Regions from separate parts of the Homo sapiens genome. Here regions 2 and 3 are each linked to region 1. Evidence: chromatin contacts called from ENCODE Hi-C or POLR2A ChIA-PET data. All regions are on one chromosome and are shown on one strand. The core of a region is the stretch at or near the end of the contact, and the rest is flanking DNA. Distances in the headings are between cores, read along the strand shown.

What was found. A loop is a pair of places that touch in the nucleus more often than their neighbours do. ChIA-PET counts read pairs that join two places held with the same protein, here RNA polymerase II (POLR2A). Pooled maps may share reads with other maps.
Region 2: a loop to region 1 is called in a pooled map, with 9 times the contacts of the local background. The contact joins the enhancer-like site here to the promoter of KALRN in region 1. A Hi-C loop is called at or near these places in 2 of 50 pooled maps. POLR2A ChIA-PET finds 5 or more read pairs at or near these places in 2 of 52 experiments (HEK293T and OCI-LY7).
Region 3: a map of ascending aorta shows a loop between it and region 1 (3-fold over the local background). The contact joins the enhancer-like site here to the promoter of KALRN in region 1. A Hi-C loop is called at or near these places in 58 of 168 maps with a recorded cell type or tissue (A673, Caco-2, DLD1 and 30 more), 1 of 37 single-sample maps with no recorded cell type and 36 of 50 pooled maps. POLR2A ChIA-PET finds 5 or more read pairs at or near these places in 5 of 52 experiments (BJ, HEK293T, SK-N-SH and 1 more).

Annotation. Positions count from the first base shown.
Region 1 is chr3:124,031,786-124,034,979 of GRCh38, reverse strand. It overlaps KALRN (kalirin RhoGEF kinase), which reads right to left and starts at 1,611. Exons shown (of 60, transcript NM_001388419.1): 1 at 1,167-1,611. The coding sequence starts at 1,239. RefSeq lists a silencer at 1,636-2,095.
Region 2 is chr3:123,978,894-123,982,087 of GRCh38, reverse strand. ROPN1 (rhophilin associated tail protein 1) reads left to right here. Exons shown (of 6, transcript NM_001317774.2): 2 at 1,595-1,722. The coding sequence starts at 1,607. Among named protein-coding and RNA genes, the nearest start is that of ROPN1, 12 kb to the left of the region's middle. RefSeq lists an enhancer at 1,349-1,848. Within about 2 kb of position 1,692, at least 3 of the 41 ENCODE cell types and tissues checked have a DNase peak (open chromatin) inside an H3K27ac peak, as active enhancers do.
Region 3 is chr3:124,074,450-124,077,643 of GRCh38, reverse strand. The region is part of intron 1 of KALRN (kalirin RhoGEF kinase); the gene reads right to left. Among named protein-coding and RNA genes, the nearest start is that of KALRN, 43 kb to the right of the region's middle. Within about 2 kb of position 1,728, at least 3 of the 41 ENCODE cell types and tissues checked have a DNase peak (open chromatin) inside an H3K27ac peak, as active enhancers do; they include adrenal gland and ascending aorta, where a contact is called at or near this core.

The sequences.
Region 1 (3,194 bases), core at 362-2,861:
CCCTTCCCTAGAGATGACCTCCAGGGCAAGGTAACAGGGTTAGGAAACAGATGGATGTGCAGAGACCCTCCAGAGCTAACCTGACCCCTGACCCCCACCAGTTCATGTCCTCTAATCCAACTTTCCAGAAGGGAGAGCAGATGCATGGGGCCCCGGTAACTTACTGGACTCCTTGGGACAAAGATTCCAGACAAAACTGTTTCAGACATGTGGGGAGATGGGGAGCTACACACAGAAGCTGGTGGAAGCCACAGGTACAGGGAGACGGGGAATCCCTGGCCATCAGAGAAACAGGGCCACAGGTGGTGGAAGATAAGGGTGGTCAGTGCCGGTTCTAGGGAGGGACTGTGTAGCCAGGGAGCAGGAGGAGCAATGGACCCGGGACTTGGACGATGGCAGGGGCGCAAAGAGCTAGAAAGACATCTCAGGGCTCTACACCTCACAGCAAGCAGAGACTTAGTGGGTGTGTATGAGAGGGACGCTAACTCACACTTCCAGGAATGAGTAATTCTTATGAATAGCTCCTCCGTTCCCAGAACTGAAGAGGAGGACAAGGGGGAGGTCCGAGGCGCCCACCGCCCTCCCAGCTGGGTCTGCCTCTCAAGTCAGAGGGACCAGCTCCCCACACGCACCAGGCGAGACCGATGTCTTCCGCCCCACTCCTGTCAGTCTGCAGCCGGCGCGGCTCCGGGTCCCCGCCGCCCCTCTGTGCACATCAGGGCCCCGGGCCCCCGACGGCGAGGAGGGGTGCCGACCCAGGGCGGCCGCCGGGAGCCCCGCTGACAGGCACAGGGGAGGGGGAGCCAAGGGAGGGGCCGGGACGCCGGTAGCCGGAGCGGCGCGCTGCAAAGTGAGCCAACACCGCCCATCCCCGCGCTCTGGGAGAAGGCGGTCCGAGGGGACCGCCTCCCACCTCCCCAACACAGACTCCCGCAACTGGGGTGAAGGCGGAGGGGCGCGGAGTTCCCAGCCCCCACGCCCTCCCCAGACGCAGCCAGCACTGCCATAACAACCAGAATCTCGGCAACTCCAGCCCCGACGCCGAGGGGGCACTGCCCCCCAACACGCACGCGGCAGCAACAGCCCTCCTTCCCCAAACTTGTCCGAGACGCCGCGTCCGAGGCAGTAGCCTTCAGCCCTGGCCCCCCGCGCCCTGCCCGGCTTACCTGTCCGGAAAAAGGCGTCCACGTCCGAGTCTGCTGCTCCTCCTTCCTCCGCTGCTCCCTCAGGGGGGTTCATGACTGTGGGAGGGCGTCCGCGGGCAGCCGGGAGCCGAAGAAGCCTGGGGCCGAGGGCTGCTCGGCGCCCGGTGGGCGGAGGGCGCGGGGCGCAGCTGCTGCGGCCGCAGAGCTGGCGGCCGCGGAGCTTCGAGGGCGGGCGTTGGGCGGCGGGGCTGGGGCAGAGGACGCTGAGCCTCCCTCAGGCGGAGGCGCGCGGCGGGCTGGGGGTGCCTGCCGCCAGCTCCCCCATGGTACCCCTTCCCCAGGGCGCTGGCCGCCTGCTGTCTGGCTGGGGCCGGGGCCCGGGGCCGGGGTGCGGGCTGCCTGGGCGCCCGCTGTCCCCCAGCAGCGGCAGCTGGCTCTCCTGCTCGCCCGTCTGCCTGTCTCTATTGTTCAGCCCTGCTCCGCTCTCTCCTCTTTATTTTTCCTCCTCCCTCCCACCCTCCCTGTCTCCCTACCTCCTCCCTCCCTCGCTCACTCGCTCACTCGCTACCTCCCTCCTTCGCTCGCTCGCTCTCTAGCTCCCCCTCTGGCTCCCGCCGCCGCCGCCGCCGCAGCAGCCGCCTCCCCAGCTCCTCCCCCGGCTCCCGCTCCCTCAGTCCCGGCCAACAATGACCCCGGGAGCGCCGAGCTGAATTGAAGCTCCGGCCGGGGCCGAGGGCTCGCTGCGGGCCCCCGGCGGCGCCTACGCCCCCAGTCCCAGCGGCCCCGCGCCGGCCTCCCGGGGAGCGGAGCCCGAGTCCCGAGCTATTGTTCGAGGCTGTGCTAGGCCGGCTTCCTGAGCTCCGCAGGAAAAGCCCGGGCCAGGGAGGGGGCGGGGCCGCCGGGCGAGCCCGGGGCTGCAGGGCACACGCCAGGCTTGTCCAGGGGGCTCTGCGGCCCGGGCGCTGCGCGCTCAGCTTCTCCGCTCGCGCCGCCGGTGCTCCTCCCGGCCCCGCGGCCACCTCCTCCGTCCACTCCACTCCCAGGTGTGTGAGGGGACCACCAGGCTGCCCGCCCGCCTTCTCTGGATCTTCAGATCGGTCTCCAAGCTGGACTGACCTGTCCCTAGAGGCCGGCCTTTCTTCCCCTCCTTCCTGACGAGCTCTCTTCTGTCTCCCTGCCCTCCTGAGCCTCTCACATTTTCCTCACCAGCTCGCCACAGTTTCTCTCCTTTTTATCTTTTCTCGTCCTTTTCCCCTTTTCAGCGCCCCTTTAAACATCTCCGCCTGTCTCTGTGACTCTTTGTCCAGTTTAATGCTCCTGTGATGTCTCCCTGCCTATCTCTCCCTCCCTCCGTCACTCTCTTGTCCCTCGTTTGTCTCTGTCCTGCCTCCGTACTTGGCCCGTATCTCCGCGCTCCTCTTGGACAGCTGTCAAAACTCTCTAATCCCTGGGGCCTTCTCGGTTTTGTTCTCCCTCATGTGAATGGAGAGATCCAGTTGGCCAGGAGGAAGGAGGTGTTACAGCAAGCTGAATTTCAATTAAAGTGGGGAGAGGGGCTGGGGAGGAATGGGGATGGCTGCAAAAAAGAAAACAGATGCTGTATGGGGTAATTAATGCGGTGATTGTATTGTGCCCATCAGTTTTTAAGCAATAATTAAACAATAATTAGCCAGTAGTGTGTTTATGGTTCTAGTGACTACAGAGCCCACCAAACAGAGGGTCTTTAAGACCTGAGTACTTAATAAGGTCTGCTGAGCGCTGTTCGCTGTTGCCTCATCCAGACAGATGGAGAAGTGGTGGCCTGACCTAATGTGTTAAAACACGCCTAATAGGAAAACCAGGTACTGGTCTGAAGTTAATGACTGCAACCCATCAGACAGAATCTCCTGGATCTGTTTGTCTCTAGTAACCTGTTTGGTTCCACCTCTCTCTGGGGGCCAAGGCAACTGGGGCCTATGCAGATCCACCAACTGTGTAAACTTGTAGCAAATAAAATGAATTAAATTAGTTTTTAGTGAACACTTTCTGGCTCCCTGTACGCATCACGTT
Region 2 (3,194 bases), core at 443-2,942, 53 kb after region 1:
GTCTTCATTTTTTCAGGTGTACCTATACCTGTATTTTAACTGGCACATTTAAGCCCATTTATTTTTATTGTGATTACTGATATGTATGCATTATTTTCTACCATGTTATTTGTCTACTTTTCCTGTTTTTACCCCTCCTTTCTTGCCTTCTTTTTGACTGATGAAGGGTTTTGTTTGTTTGCTTGTTTGTGTTTTTAAAAAATTCCTTTTTTCCTCTCTACAGATTTAGTGGTTACATTACTGTTATAACTTTTCTAACACTTTGCAAAGTCTAAAATTAATCATTATTTTATCCTCTTTTTCCTCCAAATAAAAGAACATAAATAAAGTAAAAGGTCATGAAGTCCCACCAACCTAAGACCACTTTAGTTTCTTGTCTTGGGATTTCCCAGCCATGCTGGTGTTGGCATAAATTGAAAACTTAGAACTAGTCTGTGGCTACCAACTCCTGGGGGACTGTTTCTCTCCTGACTAGAAGCAGCAATGGAGACAGGTTTCTTTGTTGCTTACCCCTGCCTGTAGGCGGATATTTTCAGCCACACCTTTTCACGCTGAGGGTGTAGTCCCTGGGCGGGTCTCAAGTTTAGGTCAGAAGGGGAGTCCTTTAGTCCAGACATTTGCCTTTTGTGAGCCTAATCCTTGGTCTCTATCCACCCTGCCTAGCAATTTATCTCAAAGCTGCAAGTTCCTGCCATCTACATGTGCCCAGGTGAGCCCTAGTTTCTTCATTTGCCCAGCACTGCGGGTTCCCCTTTACTCACCTCATTGGCCACTGGAAGATTTCTCTCACTTCACTGCAAGCCCAGCAAGGCAATGTGAAAGGCTTGTACTGAGATTTGTCTGGCCTCTAGGTGTTTTGAAGAGGGACAGCTTTTTAGCATATCTAGTCTGTCCCTTTCTCTACTAAAAGCAGAAAAAAATCTTTTGATCTGTTGTTTATTTGTGGAGGGAATTGTATACACTTTATGGATTTTCATATTTTGTTTCAATTTGTCCTGGAACTTTTTGAGAGAAAATGTACGAATTTTCCACCTGACAATTAGAGTGGAAAAGAACATGCAGCTGTAAAGAGAGACGCTCACCAAATGGCTGTTTAATGACTATTTTTATGTGGAAATGGCCTAATGTCAATTCACAGAGGGTTCAGAGTAAATTTTGCTACAATTCTTACCCAACTAATAAGTGCTGGACGACATGGAAAGATGTTCATGATATACTTTTGAGTAAATAAGCTGTTTTGTATAATCTTATTTTTTTATTTTACAAACATATATATACTGAAAAATTCTGGATTTTGGGGGGTGATATCATTATTTTGGGGCGATATCATTAGGGAATTTTTTGCTGACCTCCACTTTTTAAATGAACAAGGGCTGTGTAATTTTTATGTAAAGGACATAACTATTTCCAACAAAAAGTAGGGGTTAGCAGATGGTTTTCTAACCTTGGCGTTGTGTAATAATAGAATGCATTTGTCTTGCAGAGTCCCCAAAATTGAGTGTCAAACAGAGGCTGGGTGACCTCCTGTCCAGGATTGCTCTCATCGTATGAATCGAAGTTTTCATCTTAACGTATTTTTTTCTCCTGAGAATAGGCCAACCAATCAATGGCTCAGACAGATAAGCCAACATGCATCCCGCCGGAGCTGCCGAAGATGCTGAAGGAGTTTGCCAAAGCCGCCATTAGGGTGCAGCCGCAGGACCTCATCCAGTGGGCAGCCGAGTACGTGCTCCTTTCTCGCCTTCACCCCTTGGAGGACGGCCGGAGACAGAGGGTCCTGTAAAACCGCGGAGGTTGTCATGGCTGCAGCTAGGAAGTCCGGACTAACTGGCATCGTCTTTGTTTTAGCTCTTGCATTGCTTTGATGCTTTAAAATCCACACATAAATGCTACATCTAGCTGGGCAAGGATGGGATGCCTCCCCTAAGGGAGCCAGATTGAGCAGTAGGACGCCAGGTCAATAGGCCGTGTCCTGGGGCAAGCAGCAAGTTAGATGACCGCGTCACACCAGCGTATGCACACCCACCTCCTCCCTGCACGCCTTTTCCCACTCCCGGTGGAAAGAAGGGCTGGGAATCTCCGAAGCTTAATCTGCCTTTCTTCGTTCTCCTGTCTCACCACTAGATGGCAGCAGTGCAGCCGGGGGAGGGAAGCGACAGCCCTGGGTGGATGGGGTGGGACCAGTCCTGCTAGTTCACTCCTTTAAGGAGACACTTCCTCCCCTGCTGTTAAAACTCATACTTGGACCCAACCAAAGACCCTTTATATCTTGTCTTGGAGGAAATTATTGTTATTTTCTTTAGTGTTTCTCTGAACTGATTTTGTTCTGCCAACATAAAGATGTCCGCACAGTACACACTGCATTCTGGGGAAAGGCCAAGCAGAGTGATGGGGTCCTCAGGCATGGCTGAAAACAGTGTGCCTCAAACACGGGTGCCTTCTTTCAGGAGAGACCTCCAGAGGCTGCTCAGTAGATGGAGCTTACACAACAATCGCTGCGGGCCTGGATTGAAGTAGCTTTGCACAGAAAGCCTCTCAGCTATGAAATTGCTCCTTGGACAAACTTGCCTGCTTGAAACTGGGGAACCAGGACTTGAGACAGGAGTTGGAAGATAACTAGACCTCACGGACCATTTTCAGGCTATTTTTACTGTTTGATGATTCCCTGCTTAGGAGGGTTTCAGTGGGAAAGTGAGAGTGAGAGAGGCCGTTGAGAGAAAGCCAGTGAGTTGGGGAAGGGAAGATGTCCTCAGGCTGAGGTTGTGAGTGGGTGTCCTGGGCAGATGGTGGGGAGAGTGTGGACACCTTTGAGAAGACACAAAATGGCATCTAAGAGGGGCCTTTCGGAGTCTCTGGGCCAGTGCTGTGCTCCTGGACTGGATTAGGATGTAGCTTTTACAATTGGAAGGAAAATAAGCCAGTGGTGCTCATAAAAAGAAACATAAATGGGGGTTGCTTTGCCTAGTAATGAGCCCTGTTTAGTTCTCCATTTTAAATTTTATATATTGCCTCTAAGATTGAACTTTAGCTTCAGAAGACTAATTTATTTTGGCATAGTCAGATAGACAGACTTTATCTTATACGTTAGTTTCAAACCCATTTGATTGTTCTTGTGCTGCCGTTTTATAGTAAGCAAACTGACATTGCTTAGTATTGTCCCTGACATTTATGGAAGAGGCATTCCACTATTGTAG
Region 3 (3,194 bases), core at 479-2,978, 43 kb before region 1:
TTCTGAACTGGAGAGTGGCGGTAGAACTGGCAAGGGGATTCAGAGCTGAGAAGTTCCAGAGGAAGAGCGGGGACAATTAAGGATGATCCCAAGCTATGCACCTGAATGACTGGAAGGATGCGGATTTGGAAGTGGCCCTGCATATGTGCATGCCATGGGAAAGAGTAGGAATGAATGAGTGGCCCTGCATATGTGCATGGCATGGGAAAGAGTAGGAATGAAGAGTAGGAATGAATGGCCTTAAGTCCTCAGGAGCCCCAAACCAGGGGGCAGCCTAAATCCTCTCCACTCTTTTCCTCTCCCTAAGCATTGCTGCTACCTGCAAAAGCTTCCTGACTTCCCTGAGCCTTCCCACCCATCTGGGGCATCTGAGCTCAGCAACTCACAAAAGCAGAGGGATAATAATGCGACATGAGACATCACACAACCATGTCCACCCAGGTCTACTCTCCTCTGGCCAGCCTGACCCAGCGCAGACAATGTCTGGTCCCAAACCAGCACCAAGAAGTGGAATAGCAGCAGACAGGAGTTAGAGGCCACAGGTAGTGATTCTGACTCCTTCACTGACTCCCTGTAACCTTGGACCAGAAGCTTAACTTCTCTGGATCTGTTTCCTAATCTGTAAACCGAGGAGTTTGAACCAGAATCAGAAGCTGCAAACTAGGGGCACACAGGACAAACTCATCTTGTGAATGGACTCTGACCAACACAATGTCTTTTAATTAGCTTCAACATTTAAAAACTGGGCCACTTCACAAAGAAAGTGCATATTTGCCGCTGTTCTTGAAGCAGGAAGGTCTGGCAACATGGAGCCCACATTCCTACATGGCATCAATCAGCTGGGGCTGAGTGGCTGCTGGGACACCACCCTCCAGTTTGCCACAGTCCCCACCACCCCTACTGTCCCTGATTGCTGCCACTCATCATCTATACATGGGTCATTATGATCTTTTATGCTAATGGTCTGGCCCCTGTAGGGAACTGAGTTCACAACCTCTAGAGAAAATGATCTAAAATATCATCATTGCAAGACTCAGGAGTTGGGGACATTAAACAGAAGCACAGAGGAGTTGGGAGTGATTTTCCCTCAATGGAAGATGCGGGCTCCTCCGAGGAGCAAGGGCTTGCTACAGCGGATGAAGGTTCATTAACACGTGTGTCAGGCCTGCCCACCGCCCCACACCACACCCTCAACAAGGCACAAGGCCAGATGACATCAGCCTTGGACACAGTCAGAGAAGCCCCATCATGAAGCAATTTGCTTCCCCAGCCACTCTAATTTAACAATTAGCTTAACAACTCTGGTCAGGCACTTGCTGCTGGAGTGGAGAAATGATCCTGATCAGCAGAAGCTTCAGCCTAGAAGCTTTAGGAACTCCCTTCCTATCCCCCCACCCTAGCTGCCCTTGCTTCCCTTGGGTCTGCATCTCCTGCTCACACAGATAGATATTCTAAATATCTCCAAAGAGGTTTCACCTTCTCCTTGAGCTTCCCAATTGGGCTCCTTAGAAACTTTCCAGCAAAATTAGTTTCTCCTGCTGCCACTTCAGCCCATTCTCTTAGTCTGTCCTGCAGAGATTCTGGCCTCATCGCAGGAAGCACGTCAGGCCAGTAGCGAGATGGCGTGTGGAAGGAAGCCTGCACATAGGCCACACGCAGAGACAGGGGTATACTCACAAGGCTGGCGACCTTGGGCCGTCCTTGGTGCAGATCCTGACTCAGAGCACAAGCCTCAGAAACAGAGTTTGCCCTGACTCAGACAGCATGCTCAGCTCCGCATCTGCATTGCCAAAAGGCCTCTTGGTAAGAATGCACAATACTCCCTCTCTACAGCTTGTGCTGCTCCTGCCTCAAGCTGCACCCCAAACCCGAATGCCAAATTTCAGAGAAAGAGAGCGAGATTATTAAGGGGACGTCAAAAGGAAAACTTTATAAAGTCACAGTCTATTATTTTTAAATACAGTATTAGAATTCCAGGATAGATGGGGTGAAGCCAGCACCTAAAATAGCAGACCCTCAAGAAAGCAAACATCCCTGCATGACCAGATAGAGATTTCACAGAGAACCTGGAGAAAGAAATGGCTCATAAAAATGGAACAACAACCAGGAAACTAATCAGACCAAAAATAAACCTGAGAGATGCCAATGCCAAGGTCAACCCCAAAGGTTATTTTGTTCCAATGGGGCCAAATCAGTGGAACCAGTTGATGATACTCTTAGTACAAGTGGTGTCCTCAAGAATGAAAATCCTTCCCAACTTGCCCTCCTTGATGGACAGGAGCGAGGTCAGGGTTGAAACTGCAGTGAGGGCATGAGAACCCGACTGACAAATGAAGTGTAAATAAATCACCAGAACCATATGGCACCCACCTGGGAGTCCTAAAGGAATTCAAGGGTGAAATTGTGGCGAGGCTGCCCAAAATGTGTAACCTCTGATTACAAAGTCACTCATGCTCTAGAACTGGCAGAGTGCCCATGTAGCCTCCATTCATATGAAAGGATCCAGGGAGAATTCTAATTTTCATACCAGGAAAGTAGGCAGGACATAGCTTAAGAATAGGACTACTGAGCATGCAAGCAAGCATGATCTATCAAAGAAAAAGACAGTATGGCTCTTACAAAAGCAAAGCTTGTTTGTAATAGTTTTTCAGAGAGTAAATATGAATGCGAACTAATAAAAATCTGTCCATTTACATAAATTTAATTTACATAAAATTTCCAAGATACTATAGTAAAAAGCTTTTTAAAATTGAATAACAATGCAACAGGAAAAACACTTTTTCAGTAAACTACTTGGAGGCCAGAAACAAAATGAAAAAATATACTGACATGTCTCCAAATTAAAGAAAGTTTAAAAGTGGGGTTCATAAGCCATCATGACACTAGAACTTGTCTTATATAACATTCTTATAATCTGTAGGAGGGAGCTAACGTGAGGTACTCTATGGAGCTACACTTTTCCAGGCAGGAGAAAGAAACGCTGATCAAGAGAAATGATAGGACAGTCTTTCCAGGTTCTAAGAGTTGATGTAGAAGAGGTGACTGAGTTTCAGTGTGAGGGATGGATCTACTTCATAATAGTTCCTTAGTCTCCTCTCTCCAGATAAGATAAATTCTGGGCTCCATTCTCTGGACCTTGTGATTGTGGGCTCCAAAACTTACGTATGCCTGGAAAACAGCAACAAATGCAGATT